3 separate regions of the Homo sapiens genome follow, and regions 2 and 3 are each linked to region 1. Evidence: read pairs that join two places in POLR2A ChIA-PET (ENCODE). Cell type or tissue: GM12878. All regions are shown on one strand.

What was found. Peaks named below come from ENCODE experiments on the same cell type or tissue, not always from the same donor. Only the 100,000 strongest peaks of a DNase experiment are listed, where the experiment ranks them.
Region 2: POLR2A ChIA-PET joins it to region 1 with 7 read pairs; 2 of 35 experiments call an interaction of 5 or more read pairs at or near these places.
Region 3: POLR2A ChIA-PET joins it to region 1 with 9 read pairs; 1 of 35 experiments calls an interaction of 5 or more read pairs at or near these places.

What each region holds. Positions count from the first base shown.
Region 1 is chr13:102,968,824-102,972,823 of GRCh38, reverse strand. No RefSeq gene overlaps it. Among named protein-coding and RNA genes, the nearest start is that of SLC10A2, 96 kb to the left of the region's middle. RefSeq lists an enhancer at 1,921-2,120. In GM12878, no CTCF peak of the experiment used is centred here; a DNase peak (open chromatin) is centred at 2,093; H3K27ac peaks cover 1,633 bases.
Region 2 is chr13:103,132,207-103,136,206 of GRCh38, reverse strand. No RefSeq gene overlaps it. Among named protein-coding and RNA genes, the nearest start is that of SLC10A2, 68 kb to the right of the region's middle. RefSeq lists an enhancer at 1,832-1,891. In GM12878, no CTCF peak of the experiment used is centred here; a DNase peak (open chromatin) is centred at 1,756.
Region 3 is chr13:103,177,836-103,181,835 of GRCh38, reverse strand. No RefSeq gene overlaps it. Among named protein-coding and RNA genes, the nearest start is that of SLC10A2, 110 kb to the right of the region's middle. In GM12878, no CTCF peak of the experiment used is centred here; a DNase peak (open chromatin) is centred at 2,365.

The DNA.
Region 1 (4,000 bases):
GTTGATTCCTCCAAGTTTAGCAGGAAACCAAACTGAAACGGTTGAACTTGAACAAGGAAACATGCTTAAGAACCAGGAATATGTCTGGATAAACTAACTGCATTTCAATAAACACCTTTCTTGGGGTTTATTCTTTAACATAATCAGAGCATCTAAAATATCTCTGTCACCCTGAATGGCAAAACTAAAAGTAAATGACCAAATAGATGTATGTTATGAAAGAAAAGCTTACCCAAAAATGTGGAACCAACCTAAATGCCCATCGACTAATGAGTGTATAAAGAAAATGTGGTATATACACACCACAGAATACTACTCAGCCTTTAAAAGGAATGAAATAATGTCTTTTGCAGCAACTCAGATGGAGCTGGAGGCCATTATTCTAAGTGAAGTAACACAGGAATGGAAAACCAAAACCATATGTTCTCACTTAGCTCTCACAAGTGGGAGCTAAGCTATGAGTATGCAGAGACAAACAGAGTGATATTATGGACTTTAGAGACTCAGAAAGGAGAGGATGGGAGGAGGGCTAGGGATAAAAACTACACATTAGGTACAATGTACACTACTCAAGTGATGAGTGCACTAAAATCTCAGATTTCACCGTTATATAATTCATCCATATAACAAAAAAACACACGGACCCCAAAAGCTATTGAAATAAAACAACAAAAAGAAAAAAAAGAAAAGCTTGCCCAGGTAGTGACTAAGATGGTCTGCAACTTTTTCCATCAGAGCTTGGAGACAACGAAGGAAGCAGAGTAACACTGATCAAATCATTCCATAATCTCCAATGCATGAGCTCAGTTCCAACAATACTGTGACCTTCCGGGCTATTCTCCAAACTTTAAAATACTGCTACTCATCTACAAATGGAGATTCTAATACATACCTTCCAGGATTGTTGTGAGGATTAAATGAACGTGAAGCTTAGCACCAGGGCTGGCAGGCAAGAAAGGCTCAATGGATAAATGTTGCTGTTATTACTGTCGCATCTGTAATTTTTTTACTCTTTAGTACTTAGCAATAAATTGATTTTATGGTAAACATGTATATTTGGCCACAATCATTTTCTTCCATGCATCCAAAGCATACAAAAATTTATTATTTGGCAAAAAGTAAATAAATAAAGCTTTTATTTATTTATTTATTTTGAGATGGAGTCTCGCTCTGTCTCCCAGGCTGGAGGGTAGTGGCGTAATCTTCACTCACTGCAACCTCCCACTCCAGGGTTCAAGCGATTCTCCTGCTTCAGCCTCCTGAGAAGCTGGGATTACAGGCGCCCACCACCATGCCCAGCTAATTTTTGTGTTTTTAGTGGAGACGATTTCACCATGTTGGCCAGGCTGGTCTCAAACTCCTGACCTTGGGTGATCCGCCTGCCTCAGCCTCCCAAAGTGCTGGGATTACAGATGTGAGCCACCACACCCAGGCAAAATAAATCTTTTAATTCAGTGACTCTAAATAAGACCTCTCTCAAAGAGTATATGTTGAATGCCTCCTGCAATCCAGGCACTGTGCTAGGCTGAAAGATTAAAATCCCAGGTGATCCGGCCAGGCGCAGTGGCTCATGCCTGTAATCCTAGCACTTTGGGAGGCCGAGGCGGGTGGATCACCTGAGGTCAGGAGATCGAGACCAGCCTGGCCAACATGATGAAACCCTTTCTCTACTAAAAATACAAAAACTAGCTGGGGGTGGTGGGCGCCTGTAATCCCAGCTACTCGGGAGGCTGAGGTAGCAGAATCACTTGAAGCTGGGAGGCGGAAGTTGCAATGACCCGAGATTGCGCCATTGCACTCCAGCCATTTGGTACTGAGTCCAGCCATTGCACTCAGTACCAAAAAAAAAAAAAAAAAAAAAAAAAAAAAAATCCCAGGTTATCCAAGTCAGCATCAGTTGATGCAAGTTTTTCTGTGGCAATAGAAGGATGAATATTGAGTGATTCCACTTATGTGGGGGATCTGAAATAGTCAAACTCATAGAAACAGAAAGTAAAATGGCAGTTGCCAGAAACTACAAGAAAGGGAAACAGAGAGTTACTGTTCCACAAGTGTAAAGTTCCCACAGTTACAAAGGTGAACACCTGCTGCTCAGCAAGTATAAGCTCTAGAGATCTGCTACGCAATATTTCACCTATGTGTCAAGTGGGTCCATCTCATGTTAAGTGCTCTTTCTCACCAAGATGAAATAAGTAAATTGCTCTTAAAGATGACCTGTGGCTAAGGATGTTCTGAGACTGAAGAACAAGCAGCCTAGGCGAAGTCAACTCACAACTTCAGAGGCCTTGCCAGTCCAACTCTAGACAAAAATAAAAAAGTAAATAAATGAAGCTTTCAATTTAGCAAGACTAAGAAGGTCTCTCTCAAAATGATACAGGTGTACTCCAAGTAAATGTAGGCCAAACAGGAATGTAATAAGTCAATCACGGAGAACCTATCAGCAACTGAAAGTCAAGAAGATAAAAATATAAATTCACATAATGGAAAGAGAGCGTCAGGCAACACTAAGCAATTAGGACTGATGGTTATTCTATTGCCAAAGATCTCAAAAGATAAAAGCATGGTCTAGTCCTCGGTTTCCTCACAGAGGCCCAGATCTACTCACTTTTTTTCACCCATGCTGCTCCCAGTGTCTTTCAAAGCACGTTTGGCTCAAACATATACACATTTGCAAGCTTGCCAAGGCCTTCGAGTACACATGGATGTTCTAAATGATAAACCAGTGCCAGTATTAGCTTTAACTAACACTGAACGCTTTGGGAAAAGTAATGCATGACTAGCTTATGTGGTCTTTAATACTGTTTATTGTCTGCCCCTTTTTGACATCATTCCCTAAAAGAGCCCAATTTAATTCACAACAAAAAGTTGCTATGTGCCATACCAGGTTCTCCTTATAATTATTCATAACATTTTAGGATAATTTTTATGGCTTTTATGACTGCACTAGCCTTCTCAACCTCTCACTTTTACATTTTGAACATTGGCACAAATTTTAAATCTATTGAACCACCCATGGCTTCCCACAGCATTGCATTATAAGCATTATATTTTCGCTCTCTATCTTCCTTGTTTGAATCATCATTTGAATACATAGTATACATTTTTAAATTTCATCCTTTATCTGCATTATCGCTAACTTTTCATTTAGATCCTGCTTTTGTAAGTACTCAAAAAAATCCATAGTGCTATCACAGCAGGTGCTATTTATGAAATGTAAACATTACCAACAATGCAAAAATGAAATTTAATTGTGAGTTGTATGATTTTGTAAGTACCAGGCCAAAAGCTAGACACTTTACATGTATTATCTCATTTAATCTTTAGTAAAATCTTAAGAGACTCCAGTATCATCATCACACCCACTTTACAGAAGATAAACTGAGCTGGAAGACAGTAAGTAATCTGACAAGGTCACATAGCAAAGAGGAGACAAAACTCAGAATCCATCTGTCTAGCTCCAAAACCTAGACTCTTAAGCATTGCACCATGTGCAGAAAACATTATGTGCTCTTTTGTGCTTGCGCTTTTGTTCAAAATACTTTTCAATGTTGAAGTAGCCAAATAAAATCCACATACAATGGAATAAAGGCTTTGGCATTTTTAAGAACCTTTAAACTTTCATTTTTTTTCTTCTAATGTACCCCCTTGCTATTACCTGGTTTATTCAGTCACAGTTAGAATGCAATAAATGGAGTAACAACACAAACAATACTGAAATAGCACACGTAGCCTAGCAAAAATCCATAGGAAAACAGAGCAACGTGAAAGCAAAGTCCGAAGGCCCTCCCCTTGTATGGCCCTGCCTGCCCAGCACTCTGGCTTCCCGGCAATCAGCCACACACCGCAGAACTTTGTGTTTCCGCCCACAGTGGAAATTTCCATATCTAAAATGTTATTATGGGCTTCATAGAACAATCTGTGTAAGGTCATATTTGCATAAGTCAAGTGTTCCACAGTCTGTACAGCGTCTTTACCTAATGCAGGATTAAATTGCCATGGG
Region 2 (4,000 bases), 160 kb before region 1:
AGTTTGCTTTGAGCACCTCTTTTCTTCCCATCAAACTCAACACTGTTTATCGTGATGAGACATGGTACTTCTCAAAATTGGAAACAAGACTGTAGTTTATTATTTATATCGGTCTATCCATTGTGCTGTAACCTCCATGAAGGCAGGTGTCCCATTCACCGCCCTATATCCTCACAGCCTCGTTTCGGGTTTGAGCATATTTCTATTTGACTCTTAACTCAATCAATATTTGTTGAATGTTGTTCTGAAATCTGCCTGTCATGTCCATCGTCATAGTGACAAAAGAATATAGAGTGACAGTCAGGGACTCCTTGGTGAGGAACATGCATAAGCATTAGTGTATGAATATTTAAGTCCCTTCTCTCAGAGGCATCTTTCCTTGCTTCTAAGTGAGACTGTGGAGAAATGCTGAGCGGGAGGCCACTTACCCACCTGTTATCCTGCACCAGATGACTACCCAGGACCCCAATTCTTTCATCTATTAAATGGAAATCAGGGTAGCAAACCCACAGGAATGTTGTGAAGACTAAGCGTTATACAGAAACCATTTTTAAATTTATTTTTAAGCAAGAGTAACCATCTTTAAAACAAATGTGACAGGTAATCCCAAAATATAAAACGGACCAAGTGGAACTTCAGGAGGACAGACTCTCTGCTTGGCTCTTAGCACATCCCCAGGAAACCTCATCAGAAGTTAGAGCTCATGGGACCATAGTGTCAAAACCACTGAGGCTCAGGCTGTCACGCGCTGAACAGGGAACATAACAGACTTGGAATAGACATGTACTCTCTCTCTTCTGGCTTATCTTCTTTGCATTTAGCTGAGGTTGCTTCATAAACAAGTTCTAGCTCTAAGGGCAGGGAGGGGAGTGGTAGGTGACTTTCCCCCAATATGAAATTGAAGTTCTCATCTTAGAGCTATACAAAGTAAACTAGCATCTGTGTTGGCAGTTCTCTGAGTTTTAAGTTGTGGATATTGTGTTAAAACAGAGATCCAAGTCATTAAACACGAACAGCAGGCATGAAAGAAAATAACTCTTGCACAGTACCGTTTCATATTGTTGTAACCAGAATTATAAAGGTAAAAATGAGTCCCATCTAGGGATAAAGGAAGAATTTTTACTTGACATCAAGAGCATGTGATTGATGCAGGGCCATTTCCCAACAAAAAAGCATCCAGCACAAAATATTATTTCATTATCTTTTCCAGCTTTTTTGAGGTATAATTTACAAATAAAAGTTGTATATATTTAAGATGTACAACATGTTTTGATACACATTGTGAAAGGATTACCAGCTTCAAACTAATTAACATATTCATCACCTCACAGAGTTAATATTTGTTGTATATTATGACAATACCTAAGATCAATATCTTAGCAAATTTCAAGTATTCAATATAGTATTGTTAACAATAGTCACCATGCTGTACATTAGATCTCCAGAACTCATTCAAAAAAATATTATCTATATAAAAATATTATAACAGCTACAAATGCACTATAAAAGGTATGGGTGAGAGTCTATTGTTTGTTTGTTTTTAATTTTCCTTCCATTGTAAGGAGATGGGGAGAGAAAACTGGTTCATTGCACTTTTTGGCAGCTGAACTCTGTTCTCTGATTGGCATGTCTTTGCTTCTCTCCTCCCCAGGCAGAGACCACTCAGCTCTGCCTGAGGCTCATGTCTCTGGCTAAGCTTCCTGGCTTCTGCTTGTCACTCTCAGCCTGAGCATCTCCTCCAGCCCCTTGGCTTCACCACTTCCCCTCAAGGGACCTTGTCCACTATGACTCCCTCGACCTCTAGATAAAACGGTTCAGTTCCACATGCACCAGGGCACTAGATACCCTTTGCATGTCTTTATCTTTCAATTTAGCTGATGGCCCTTGGCTCACATTTAATGGAAACTTTCATTCTGCCAGAGGGGATTGCTTTATCTAGCTTTTTTATACAAAAGTTCAGCCATTGAATCGGCTTGGTAGGTGACCTGTGTGGCCCAGCAAGAGTGTCAGGAAGCCATTTTTTCCTTCTCAGTTCATCAGAAGTGTTCCTTGCACCCCCATATAGAATTGCCCCACAGCACACTGGCAGCTCAACATTTGAAGGTGTTTTCTAGGAATGCAGCAAAATGCCCTAAAATGTCCTCATATGAGGCCAAAACGTCCAACCTGAATAAAAACTCATAAATTTACCTGGAACTATATTGCTGTCTCTGGTCCAGTCTCCATGGGAAGACATCCAATACTTACAACCAACAAATTTATGTAATCTTTTGAGTTTCCAAGTCTAAGAAAAAAAGTGGCACAAAGCCAGGTTTAGGTGAAGTCTAACAATGGGGATCACCCACAAGTTGAATGTTAAGCTGGGGAAAATAACAAGTGCTCATCAATTATTTTCTAAAGTTACTCTGGACAAGACCCAAGAGAATACCATTACTCCAGTCCCTGCAATGCCTTTTATGCCAGCCAAGTGCAAACCTGAACAAACAACCCTTCTCTTGGCAAGGCAGGCAGGTCTTTAAAGGAATCCGACTGCTGCTGACTGCGCCCCAGTCTGCTTTTATCAGAAGATCGAAGGAGCTGGATGGGCAGCCTCGTTCCCAACAGGCTGTTTCCACTGTCTGCTGCAGAGAGCAATGCCCCCTGGGGTTAATACACTGCATAAGAGACAGAGTGAAAACTGACCAGTGACCACCAAGGGGGAAGCTGGGGCCTCCATCAGCCACACCATCTGAGGAGCCCCACATCACATCAGAGAGACTGAGAGACAGAGCCTGGCCAGCGCCTTCAATCGTGTTCCTGGTGCCTGGGAGTCCATTGAGAAGCATCAAGCTGGCCTGAGCTTCTTTTAACCTCAAGAACAAAGACCAGTGTGAGTGGGGATCAGAAAAAGAGTGAAAGGAGAAAGGGACAAATTAGAACAAAATGCCAGGGTGATAAAGGGAACAGAAGCAACATGCACCCAACTGTTTGAAGTCAAGGGCTCCCGAGGAGAAGGCAGGTTCTCCTTCCCTTTGCAAGGTCACTAGTCACAAGCATGCGACCACAGGGTAGCCTCAGGCAGCCCTGAGATCTCCTTTTCCCTCGCAGTTAGGTGAGCATAGGATGTGGCAGCTGACTCAAGCAGAAGCAAGGAGTCTCTGCCAGGGGTTTGGGATTTGAAAGCAAAACAGAGAAATCTACACTCCCTTTGGATGCCAGGATCTATGGCATGTGGTATAATGAGAGATAAAGGTCGCAGTTCTAAGCACTCTGAGTGCAGGACCTGTTGGGTTAGAGTGGCAGGGCACCTTCCACCCACCCATCAGGAAAGCAGAGAGAACTGCCGTGCAGATAAAAATGAGGCAGGTGCAGCCAGGCACGGTGGCGCAGCTGGGCACGGTGGCTCACGCCTGTAATCCCAACACTTTAGGAGCCTGAGGCGGGCAGATCACGAGGTCAGGAGATCGAGACTATCCTGGCTAACACGGTGAAACCCCATCTCTACTAAAAATACAAAAATTAGCCAGGCATGGTGGTGGACGTCTGTAATCCCAGCCACTTGGGAGGCTGAGGCAGGAGAATCGCTTGAACCTGGGAGGTGGAGTTTGCAGTGAGCCGAGATCAGGCCACTGCACTCCAGCCTGGTGACAGAGTGAGGGTCCATCTCAAAAAAAAAAAAAAAAGGCAGGTGCACAGGGCTCAGGTGCCCAGACCAAATGTCTTCATGGGCAACCTTGCCAGAGAATAGTCCCACTCTCCTAGATCATTTAATTTTTCTTCTTCTATTTCATAACCAACTGGAAGTCTGCCCCATCATTGAACTTTAAGCAGAAACTACCATTCATTCATTCATTCATCCAACAATATTTACCCAACAAAACACTGTTCCAGCTCTTAGACAAAACTGAACAACAACAAAAATTTAGCCTTTGTGAAACTAACATTCTAGTGGGGACTGATTAGGAATAATCAAGACAATATAGAAAGTAACTTACATAGCTTTCTACAATGATAGAAGAAA
Region 3 (4,000 bases), 210 kb before region 1:
AATCATAAAAAGCCTTGAGTAACTGGGAGAATCATGATGACCTTCAGAGGCAACACAAGAGAAGGAAATAGAAGATAAGTTTATTTCCACACCTGCAAATTTGTCTAGTATGTCTGCGAATTTTAGGTACAACCCCAACCCAGCAAAGTGTGCCAAGTTATCTACAGAGACTTATGTTGAGTAAATACTACTCAAACCAATTCTAAAGCAATATTTGCCCTATTAGGACCTCAACGTAGTCTCTATCTAATCTGTTTCGTCTACTCCTTATTCTTTTTTACTTCCCAACAGCCAGCCTTTCCAACTGATGATCAGCTTACCACTGCTCCTGTTTACCCATGGCTCATGCCCTCCATCATGGCTGTCAACTAACTTCAGATGCTCCTAGGTGATGGACTTCTCAGTTCAGCCACACCAACCTCTCACCAAGACTCTCCTGGCAGAATCACCAACTGGCACAGCAGGCAAAGACCTGCCCCAACTCTTAGCCCTAGAAAGCTGGGCCCAGACAGAATCTAAGGTGCTAAAGGGATGGCCAAATGAAGATGCTTATAGTTAGTTGGAAATGCAATATTGCAAGATTGGAGTTGAGAATACAGAAAAGTTGAGAGATTTCATGACAATGGTCCTCAGTTGCCACCCCACTAAGTGTGACAGTAAAGTGTGTAAGCCCATCCAGCAGGACAGCTGGGTGTCTGTAAGACGACGGAGGCCTCTGAGAACAGGAGAGCAGGGAAGCTCGAACTCATGGTCTCTCATACACACTATGGACATATGTTTGTGTAATGAGGAGAACGAACGGGAGGAAAGGCTATTTTGTAACATGGATCCGGGAGCGTGCCCCTGGGCAGCTCACGGATACTGAAAAATAGTGGTTGTCTTCCACAAGTAGCAGAAACCTTGGGTGATCCACTCAAGCCACAGGCAGCAGGCTGGCCCTTCAAAGTGGAGCCCTGGGACGCTTGGAGGAGCTGAGGTGGAATAAACAAAGGTTAAATTCTCTTTCACTTACTTCTAAGTGACAGGTTTTAATTAAAGATAATTCACACTTGAATTGATCCTCTCAGTTCCTGCTGCTGACAGACTAGGAGACTGTCAAGGGAGGAACTGCGTGGCAAGAAGACCTGGATACGGATGGGGAGGGACGGAGGGGAGATGTACTTGCGCGCACTCACCAAAATTAAAAGGTGGGGGAAAGACACCAAAAGGTGGATACTATGGATAAATGTGGTCTACTATACCTAGGGATTTCAATGTTTTTCCTCCCTTAAAAAGTCACTAAATAACTTGTCTTTGTGGAGTAAAAGAACATGTATCCCAATGTCACTTTTTACTAGTTTCAAATATTACAGAAAGATATTTATTTCATGATACTAACAATAGGATAGATGCAAGTGTTCCTATTATATAATTCAAAAACTGACACTGAGAGAATGACATATGGGACAGGTCATATGGAATAGAGGGTCCAGGGTGATAAGAGAAACTCCAGTTCCTCCAGACAAGACTCCAACCTGGCTCTAAGCAAAAGAGAATCTGACAACATTAGTGGCTTTTGCAATTCAAGCCATTCCTGCCTTTGTTTGCCAAAGCTAAAAAAAATTTAAATATATAAAAAAATTATTCTTGCTAAAATTCTATTTCTGAGGTCACAGCTGCAGGAGCAAGATTAACATATGCTAAAGCTAGAACTACTGAAGGTTGATTGTACACATTTTTTCAAATGCAGCTTAATCGCCCAAGAATGCAGAATCAAATTTCAGATGTATTTAAAGTGTGAAAAATATTTATATAATTTTGTCTCTCCAGATAAATATTAAAATCCCAAACCACTCTACTTAAAGTCCCTGAATCTCTGTTGAATCCCACCTCCATACAAGGCAGGCTCTCAGAGCTCAGCAAAATTCTATCTATCCACAGAGGTCCCGCTCAAATTCCACATTCTCCATGAAGCCTCCTCCTCATGCCCTAACAGGAATTAACTCTCACCTCTGTGAAACCCCATAGCACTTTGTCTCCCTAATGTGGCACTTATGTGCCATGAATGGTAGTTACCTGGACATGCACACATCTTATTTCCCCTGCTTTCCTATTGAATTGTACAATCCCCAAGGGAAGGAACCATAACTTACACATCAGCATATCTCCTCTAACAGCCTAGTGAAATACATCCTGCTTAGGAGGTGTTAAGTATATTTTTTAAATGAATGATGACTGCATGAAAATTCTCCTGGGTACGCAGGCTTTCCTTTTAAAGTTTTGTCTTAGAATATGGAAAGCAAGATTCTGCCGTTTGCACCTAGCCTGCGGCTACTTCTTCACCACAAAATCACAAATGAATACCATCTGCTATTTCTCTCTGCTAGGTCCCTCTGGAGATTCCCTTTAGGTTAATTGGCCACTCTCTGTTCTAGCCCCGACTCTCTCTCAGTTCTTACTCCTGGGAAAACCTCAGCTGGGCCAGAGGTCTAGGACACTGCTAAGTTATATGTTCAAAACCATATGTTCTTCCTCTTTAAGTTCCTAATTATTACTTTCTTTTAGGTTATCTTCATTTCCTCCCTCCTGAAATGTTCCCTTTTCAGGTCTCTCCTGAAACTATCTCCTTCGAGTCATCTACAGAACATAAGGCGAGCAGATGGTGCTGCGATTGCACTGGTAATTACCCCCTGAGAAAAGCAACCTTCTTCCCAAAGCAGGTAATTTGGACTAAAATAGAACTTTTGCCAGAATAACCCAGGTAAGTAGGGTGTTGAGCTTTATACGTACACAATCATATTTTATGCAATAGAAACCATCACCATTTGTTTTGGACAAAACCAGGCTGTTTCTTGCCCCCTACAACGAAGGGGGCCAACTTTAAAGGCTAAAATTAACTTGTTTCTACTCTAAGCCTCCAACTCCAATTCCAATGGTGTGTTTTGAGGCACCTGATCACAGTACAGGAACTTGGGGATCTCCTCTTACTAGCAATCATGTGCACTACTTCTCATATCTAGTTTTTAAGCATCATGACTTATTTAATATTTATTTTAAAGGAAATTCCTGAAGTGCAGATACCATCAGTATGTAAATTTTTCGACTTTTTGTGGAAACCAATATCATATCCTTAAACCCAGGCTTAGGACACAATGGGGAAAAAAACAAAACTACCTCTTCGCTTGAAAGGAAACAAATTTTGCCTGCACTTTCACTGGTTTCTTATTGTAGCTGCAAGCCATGATCTGCTGAAATACTTCTCTGACAGCAAGAGTAACTAGAGTGCTTTCAGCCCAAGAACAGGCCACTCTATGTCATTGGGCAAAAATGGCAAAAGGTCGTCCAAATGAACTTCACATAAGAGGAAGAGAAGCAGTGAGAAATGATAATTGCCCTTTCCGATCCAGACCAGGTCCAATTACCATCAATTGGACCACCACATCGTGGTGGTGTTTTTCCTCTTTTATCTGGTGTAAGAGTTTGATAACCCAAAGGCTGTAATTGTGTTGTAGGGCTAATTAAAAAGGAGGCCAGGATTTTCATATGTATCGCCAACACAAAAGCAAGATATTTATTGCACTTGGCACATAACAGAGGTTAAAATTTCATTGAAAAGAGGTTTCAGAAATTAACATAACTATATGTCTCTGCTTTTTTCTTCTTCTCTTCTAGTAATGCAAAGCAGAACAGGAAAAAAATACTTAAGGATAAAAAAGCTCATTCTAAACATGTCAGCCTCATCAATGTTATGGATAGGTAACAACCAATTTTATAATAAAGAACCTGTGTTTTCCAGTTTGGTGTTTCAGTTCTTAACTTACAAAGCTCTTTTGTAATGTTTGGTCATCTCTTCCTCCACTTTTTCTGACATTACAAATATGTTCAGACTCCTTTCTGCATCAGCCTTCTAAACTATCTACTCCATAATGAACTTGCTGGGGAAAAGTGAAAGTGGAAAAAGTGAGATGTTTTCTATTAGTCAACATTAGGAAATCTCTTAAGGAATTACTTTGCTGTTTAA